2 separate regions of the Homo sapiens genome follow, and region 1 is linked to region 2. Evidence: read pairs that join two places in POLR2A ChIA-PET (ENCODE). Cell type or tissue: HCT116. All regions are shown on one strand. Links, peaks and the distances in the headings refer to the core of each region. The heading gives the core; the rest is flanking DNA.

The links. Peaks named below come from ENCODE experiments on the same cell type or tissue, not always from the same donor. Only the 100,000 strongest peaks of a DNase experiment are listed, where the experiment ranks them.
Region 1: POLR2A ChIA-PET joins it to region 2 with 5 read pairs; 4 of 35 experiments call an interaction of 5 or more read pairs at or near these places.

The regions. Positions count from the first base shown.
Region 1 is chr11:74,231,227-74,235,627 of GRCh38, forward strand. All of the region lies in intron 7 of PPME1 (protein phosphatase methylesterase 1), which reads left to right. Among named protein-coding and RNA genes, the nearest start is that of PPME1, 62 kb to the left of the region's middle. In HCT116, for the core only: no CTCF peak of the experiment used is centred there; no DNase peak of the experiment used is centred there.
Region 2 is chr11:74,306,420-74,310,820 of GRCh38, forward strand. The region is part of intron 1 of P4HA3 (prolyl 4-hydroxylase subunit alpha 3); the gene reads right to left. Among named protein-coding and RNA genes, the nearest start is that of P4HA3-AS1, 2.7 kb to the right of the region's middle. In HCT116, for the core only: no CTCF peak of the experiment used is centred there; no DNase peak of the experiment used is centred there.

The DNA.
Region 1 (4,401 bases), core at 224-4,223, 75 kb before region 2:
TTTAAATTTTTTGTAGAAACGAGGTCTTGCTATGTTGCCCAGGCTGGCTTCAAGTAATCCTCCTGCTTTAGCCTGGCCTCAAGTAATCAAGTAATCAAATTCCTGGCCTCAAGTAATCCTCCCACTTTAGCCTCCCAAAGTGTTGGGGTTGTGGCGTGAGCCACAGTGCCCAGCCACTGTTGCCTTTATTCTAAATGTTAGATTGTAGCTTTTCTTCTTTTTTAGGTCAAGCACCAAGTTCAAGGAATAGAATTTCAGTTGCCACGCCTTATTGTAATAGCATATGAGGAAACATTATATAAACAGCAGAATTTTTTGAACATTTAAAAATATTTTAGATTTGGCTCAGTTGTCTGAAACCCATTGTTTTCCCAATACACTATAGTACCTCCTGGAATCTTAGTAATTATTGATCATCTGCTGTCTAGCTGTTTCTGCCTCTGAGGTAAGAGGTTAGACTAGGTGGTTTCTAAGGCATCATCCACCTCTGATGCTTCATGGTTTTAGATTTACTTTCTGTGTTTCAGATAAAATGGTGGAGAAATGGAAGATGGCTATAGGTTCCATTCCCTCAAATTTATTTGGATTTTGGGTAAATAAACTCAATGGGTAAATAGTTTTTATAAAAATCAGTGACAGAATTCCATTTAAGCAAAGGAATGAATTTATTCATTAATTCAGTTAATCATTTGATAAAGTATTTATTAAACACTTATTTTGTGCTAATGAGTGAAGATTCAGAGATGAATAAAACACTGTCCCTTCCCACAAGGAGATCAGTCTTTGGATAAATGTCTTCATCATCCTATCTTCCTTCCTATTCTTCTAACTCCATCTCCAGTCTCTTCTTCAGAACATTTTCTCTTAAGTTCTCCAAACCACCCAGATGACGCTTTCAGCAAAATTACAAGAGACCTTTAAGTCTCTATTATATTGCACTGTATACCCTTAAGTTTTCCAATACTCCCTTGAGGGATATGGCTCATATTGTTAATTTTCATTAATGTCTGTCTTAATGCCCTTCCTGCATCATAAGGGAAGAAGCTATTCTGTATTTCTTTTCTACTTTCATATAGCATATGGCATACTGCCCTAGCAGGCAGAATATATCTGTTAACTGAATCAGATATCAAGTGGAAATTTAGGACTTGGTAAATATATCCTAGGCGTTTTCCTAGGACAAATGGTCTTATGCAAGAATATGGCTTGTCAGAATGATGTTTGTGTTGGTGAAGTTTCTACCACTTCCTGTTCACTACTGTGATGCAGGATTCCTGTTCTCACAGAAATATCAAAGATCTATCTTGGGCAGATAGCATCAAGAATGTAGCTGCTGCCAGCTTGGCTTGTATCTCAGGTGCCCTGCCTGCTTCCGCAGTAACAACAAGTGAGAAAGTTATTCTAGACTTGGCTCAGTTGTCTAAAGCCCATCCAACTTTTATCCAAACTTTTTTTTTTTTTTTTTTTGAGACAGGGTGTCACTCTGTTGCCCAGGCTGTGGAGTCCAGTGGCATGATTACAGCTCTCACCGCAGCCTTGACCTTCTGGGCTCAAGCGATCCTCCTGCCTCAGCCACCCAAGTAGCTGGGACTACAGCTGTGCACCACGATGCCCAGCTAATTTTTGTTATTTGATTTTTTTTTTTTTTTTTTTTTTGTAGAGACAGGGTTTTATCATGTTGGCTCGACTGGTCTTGAACTCCTGAGCTCAAGCAGTCTGCCTGCCCGCCTCGGCCTCTCAGAGTCATGGGATAAATGGGTATGAGCCACTACGCCTGGCCCTTTTTCCGAACTCTAAAAATTTATTCAGTAAATTTTTTTTTCTAGTGCCTAAGATGTGTCAGTACCTGATCTAAGAACTGGGGGATGAATCAGGCTCAGTTCCTATCATCAAAAAACTGGGGATGCAAACAAGGAAACACATAAACATAACACAATGAAGGAAGCCAGGGGATATACCTAATGCAGCCTGGGTATCATGGTAGGCCTTCTCTTAAAGTAGTCTTGTTTCTTTTGCCAGATACAGGATAGAATAAGGGTTCTGTTTGTTAAATGTTAAGATGTTCTGGGTTTCATGAGAGTCATTGATCTTTCTGAACCTGAAAATTATTATACTATGAGGTATTTGGTAATTTTGTTTTTTATTCTGCTGGATATCTGAATCAAGTTTATGACTGATGGCCATTTTGGCTATTCTAGATTTTTTTTTATGTTGAAATATAAGGCCAATGATTTACTGCTTTTGCTCTCATAGGTTTCCTAATGAGAGGCAGCAGGGGTATAGTCATTAAGAACCTGGGCTTTAGGCCAGGTGTGGTGGTTCACACCTGTAATCCCAGTGCTTTGGGAGGCTGAGATAGGAATATTACTTGAGGCCAGGAGTTTGAGACCAGCCTGGGCAACATAGCGAGACCCTGTCTCTACAAAAAATATATATATTTTTTTAATTAGCTGGGTGTGGTAGCATGTGCCTATAGTCCCAGCTACTCAGGAGGCTGAGGTGGGAGGATCATTTGAGCCCAGAAGTTCAAGGTTATAGTGAGCTATGATCATGCCACTGCACTTCAGCCTGAACAACAGAGTGAGACCTTGTCTCGAAACAAAACAAAAAAGTTAGGGGAAACCTGGGCTTTGAGGTCAGACAGATACAAATTTGCATCTTGGTTACACCACTCTGGCTGTTCTGAGGAAAATCAAATAGAAGAAGTGGGGAATGAGGTGTGAAGTTGGTTAGGAGACTGTTATAGTAAAGGAGAGTAATAATGGTAAACATAGACGAGGATGGCAACAGAGGAAGAGAGTCATTTTTTAATGTATTTTCGAGGTAGAACTGACAGGACTGGTTTATGGATTGGATGTTGGGAGAGAGACGGGGAAGGGCAGGAAGGGACTTAAGGATGACTTCTAGGTTTTTAGCCCAAGCAATTGGGTGAATGGTAGAAACAGAAAGAGGTAGATATGGGAGCAAATAAGGGGCAGAGAATCAGTTTTGTTTGGATAAACTCAAATGCTTATTACATATGTAAGTAGAAATGTTAAGTAGGCAGTTGTATATACTAGTTAGAAGAGGCTGAACTAGAGATAAATTGGAGAATCGTCATCACATAGTTAATATTTAAAAGTGAAAGATTGAATGTAAAGACCTAGGAACTTGATATTGATAGGAAAAAGATCCAAGACTGAGTCTTGGGATATTCCACAATATTTAGAGCTTGGGAAGAAGAGGAAGATCCAACAAAGAAACTGAAAAGGCACAGTTGATGAGATAAAAGGAAAACCAGGTGAGTATATTAAGTGTTTGTAGAAGGAGGGAGAGAATAACTGTGTCGGATGCTGCAGAGAGATCAAGTAAGATGAGGACCAAGAAATGACCATTGGAATTGGCATGATAGAGGTGACCTTGACAAAATAAATATCTGAAAATAAATGGGATATAAAAATCATATATAAGTTGGGGAAAGGATGAGAGGTGACAAAGTAGAGAAAGCAAGATAACTCTTTTGAGGAGCTTTGCTGTATAGGAGAGCAGAGAAATGGAGTAATAGGTAGTAGTGAATGTGGCATTGGGAATGTTTTTAAAGGCTGGATAATGGAGTATGCTTGTGACATCCACGAGAGAAAAAAAGTGACACAGAAGAGAGACAGGATAACTGAAAGAAAGAGTATCTTTTCAGAAGCAAGAGGGGATGGGAACTAGTGCCCAAGGTTGGCCTTGATAGGAATAGATATTTCATGTATTAAACAGGCATCAAGGCAGAGTATATTATTACAAGTATTGGTGAATTTGTGGATTCATTTGGTAGTTAAAAGATGAGGTAATAGTTCTGATTGCCTCGGTTTACCATTAAAGTAAGAAATCATGTCATTATCTGAGGAGAGGGGCTTTAAAATTTTGAATGATTTTTTAAACTAAGAAATGAGATTTAAAGAAGTGCTTTCTCCTAGTGGCTTGCTTCAGGCAGTGTTTCCAGTTCACCCTGGGAATGCAGTCATTTTGCTCTGCCTTAGTTGTACTTAGGTGGACAAATGTGAGAAGACTAATTTATTCAGATAGCCTAAGCCCTGTAGCACGGCACACAAGGCCCTGGAGAAGCTGGCGCCTGCCTTCCAATCCTATTCTGTCACGCTCCCCTTTTATCTCCTCCCTGCTTCTCCTTGCACCCAGTTCTCTAAAATCATTATCCTGCCGACTTTCACATCACAGCACCTTTGTACATAATGTGCCCTCTGCCTAGAATGCTCTAACCAACCTCTTTTATTTTCTGGTTAAACTTGTTATCTATACTCCTCAGTTTAGCTGTGACCTCTGGGGAGCTTTCTCTGACCTCCTCATTCATGTTCAAGTGCTTTCTTTGAACCTTGCCTCATTATATTAACATTATATGTGTCTTTTTCTCCCTAC
Region 2 (4,401 bases), core at 102-4,101:
ACAGGGCAGATTAAGGTACTATTCCTGCTCTCCAAGAGTTTTCCCGCTCGTTTTAAAATTATCAACTTCAAAAATAGTATAACAAGAATGGAAGTAGAAGAAAAAAAAGTTTGTGCAAAGTGAAAAAAAATGAACGTGTGCAAGAGCACAGGAGACTATGAGTCCTTTGGCAAGAGTGGGCGACTTCTGCGAGGAGACAGAGATGAAAGTGAAAAATAGAGGAAGTGGCAAGGTGGTAGGATTTCAACCCCTTGGAGCAGAGTCTTATCTGAGGATTTCTAAAGAGTGAGGTCCTCAACTATGAAATGAAGCCTGAAATAGAAGACGACTGCCTTGAGGCTTCCAAGGAGCCAAATGTTCAATTCAACATAAACTAAGGAACAAGAACCTGGACCTGGGTCTCCCAGTGGGGAAATGGGAAGCCTGTCAAGTCCCAGGGTGTCTCTGATCCCAAAGACAAGGCAGTCTGTGAGCTGAAGCTCTAGGGTTTTGAAATGAAACCAGCCTCCAGGGTGTGGGATCTTTACTACCCATTGTCTCCTGCTTTGGCTCCGTATGGAACTACTTAGGGAAAGATACTCCACTGCTTGATGAAAAATCTTAACAAGCGGAGACTTGGGCTTGAGTCCAGCTTAAAGAGTAGGTGTCCAGGAACAATTGAGGCTGAGAGGGCAGTGATTTTATAAGACAGCTGGATAGGAAGGAACTGGGACTTATTCTGACCCAGCCTCCAACTATCACTCAGTTTCCTCATCCATAAAATGAAGGAACTGATCTAGTCTAGAAGATTTCTATGGATCTTTTCAGCATGAACATTCTGTTATTTCTTCTCATCACCCCCTCCACAACTGAATAAACAGATTCCTCATTAGCTTGAGGACTAATGTTTAATAGGAATCAGAGGACACTGAGGCACAAAGGTAAAGTGGTAAAGCAGAGAGGTGAATATTTGCCCCAAGTCATGCATCAAATCAAAAGTGCTGTCTACTTCCTTGTTTTCTTAGCACCCCTCTTTGCATTTTGGGGTTGATTTGTTTAGGTCAGGGTTTGATCTCTATTGCAGCACATCAATTCAATCCAGTGTTTAGATATGCCATTTTTCTGTCACACAAAGAAAAAAAATCTCTCAACTGATAACTGAGGTTGGCTTAGAATCCAAAAGTTGGCCCTATGCCCAGCCTCTGAGCACATAGCGGTTTCCAGAGACTGGAAACTGAGTTACTGGATGCTGAATTCAAACCTCAGGGTTTCCTAAATGTCTTTTTGCTTTAACAAATACTGCTGAGAATGGAAAATCAGATCCTTTCCTTCAAGAATCTGCACATAAAATTTGCAACCCAATCCCTGCATTAAACATAGCCTGGGCAGGTTATCCAACCACAATACATGGGCTATTTCACTTCAATATGTTTTGCCTTTGGAATTCAGAAATGGTTTTGTATCAGTTCTTCTGGGACATTATTAATGCTTAATCCTTAGCACAGAAAAAATTGCTGCTGACACTTCTCTCTCACTCTTGGTGGTGTTTTAAACTGCAAAAACAGCAACAACAAAAGCTAGGATAAACTCTTTTTATATATATAACTAGTATATGTACCATACTGGCATATAACTATATATACTATAACAAGTATAATTTTTATTCATTAACTTGGAGTAGGGAGTAGTTTCAACCTCAAGAATACTGCATTTTTCTATCTCAACTGAGAGCCTTGGAAATAGCCTCTCAAGTTACATAAAATCACCAGATTGGGAGTATAGAAAAATTAGCAAGAACTGCCAAAATTCTTGTTTTAAAAGGCAAACATAAAGGCTGGGCACGGTAGCTCATGCTTGCAATCCCAACACTTTGGGAGCCCGAGGAGGGAGGATCACTTCAGGTCAGGAGTTCAAGACCAGTCTGGGCAAGAGAGCAAGACCCCGTCTCTACCAAATCAAACCAAACCAAACAAAAACAAAAACAAAAAAACCCTAGCCAGGCATGGTGGTGTGCACCCGTAGTCCTAGTTACTTGGTAGGCTTAGGCAGAAGGATCACTTGAGCCAGGGGTTTGAGGTTATAGTGAGCTATGATAGAGCCACTGCACTCTAGCCTGGGTGACAGAGCAAGACCCTGTCTCTTAAAAAGCAAACATTTCACTGGGTTTTAGAGCAGTCACTAGAGAACAGAATGACAGAATGACAGTCTTCAAAATATCAAACTAAACTACAAAATTAACTGTTCATAAGTCACCTGAGAAAATAATTGAGAACTTTTCTGATTTGTTTTTTTATCTAGGCTGTCACAATCCTAGTTAATACTTAGAGCCAAAAGTGGGGCCTAGTTTCACTAGATGGTCTTAAAATAAAATAAAATAAAATAATAAGCATAAAGGCTTAGCATTTGTCCATCAATTGTTACATGCCAGGTACAATGATAAAAACTTTTACATGGTACTCTTAATCCTTCCAAAAACCCTATGGTGGTAGGTACTATTTTTATCATCATTTTACAGATTAGGAAACTAAAGCTCAAAGAGGTAAAGTAACTTGTCCAAGATCAGAGCCAACGATTCAAATAGAGGTCTGTTAAACTCCTGAATTCACTGTTAACCACCATGTACTGTGGCCACTAGTAAAACCTCAATTAGTTAGGGGCTTGGTCTATGTCTTGGTATAACAGATAAAAGAAGTGGTAGGGATAACATAGCATAGTAGGAAAAAAGTTGGATAAACAATCAAAACAACTGTGTCCTAGTCCTGGATTTGCTACCTATTAGATTTATTAATACAATCTTGAGTGAGCAACTAGACTTTAGTTTTCTCATGTTTTAACTGATTTCTCAATAGTTAACAAGTGTAATACAAATCTATTTCAAAGCATTGTGTGTGAGAGAGAATCAGATGAGATATGGTTTGTATGAGACCTCCTGCTGTGACAAAGTTGTGATAATGACAGTGGTGGAAAGACAGTGAAGGAGACCAGCATGGTGGAATGGGGTTGGCCAGCTGCTTTGGCCAAAATGCTTCAAGTGCTCTCTTCTGAGAATGTAACCTGAAAGACCAGCAGGGGGATTTTGACCCCCCACTCCCGTCTCCATCTGAGCTACCCAAAGAGATTACTGGTATGAGAACAAGCATGGGTAGCAGGGAGAATGCTGGGCTCTGAAATCAAAGAGAAAAAATTCTGTCCTATTTCCACTAATAAGCTTGGACTCCAATGACTCTGGGCTATGAACAAAAAGAAAACATTTGGCTCGGTCAACATGGACCCATAGAATACTAGACAACTATGCTATTCCAAAGAGTGACAATAATTATTGAAATGATCTTCATTTATTGTTAAAATTAATACATACCTATATTGTATATTGTCACACTATTTCAAGCTGTTTATACGCAAGCCACATACTTAAGGACAAGCACCACATTAGCTCATTCAGTCACTATTAACAAGATCTCTCGCAAATACTTTCCACCCACAAAATGCTTCTCTTCTACATAGCTCTCTCTCACAGTCATGGGGTCACAAAGTTTCGCACAGGGTGACAATGGGTTTGGGGGTCACACTGGACCTCAGAGTCACTCCCCATTCCACATACCTTCTTCTCATGTCACCCCAGAATCAGTATTATTACCACACACACTCACGCAAAGTTTTAAAAGCAGTGCATTGTGCTGTCTTTGCTCAATGATAAGGTCACATGATATAAGTACAATATTAATATATCCAAATAGTGACGTGGTCATAACCACTCTGTCAGTGTTGTAGGCTTCTTGATGTCCCAGGCAGAGAAGGCGCAGCACATATTCATACAGATGGTATCATATACAATCATTTATCTTTCATTTTTGTCAGTTGGACACTGCTAAGTCGATACATGACTATGGTGCCTCAGCATCCCAAGTCTGACAACCTTTTATGCCACAGTGTGTAGCACTAGAGTTTGTTGACTGTACCCCAAAACTATATTAGCTGAGCATCCACTGCTGTGTGCTACACTCAGTATCTTCTGCATCAAGTATGTTTTTTCACAGTGCTTTTTTGATATCAAATATGTTGACACACATATAACATCTCAGTTATCATTTATTTAGTATTTAGAGAGCTTCTACATGTGTAAAGAGAAGGAAGAACTGAAGACGTAGACGGCAGTGGACATCTCTGATTAACAGTCATGGTGCTACAGACCCAAACTCCTCGAGGGCAGAGTTGGCTCTTGATCACCATTTTATCCCCACTGCCTGGAACACTGCCTGGCTCTTAGTAGGCACTCAAAAATATGTGTTGTATGAATTAATGAACTGAAGCATTATTCATATAGCGACCTGTACAGTTACTCAGCATCATTCACATGCAGAGTATGATATCCACAGTGTCGTGCCCATCCAGTCCCAATGACATGTAAACCTCACATATGGT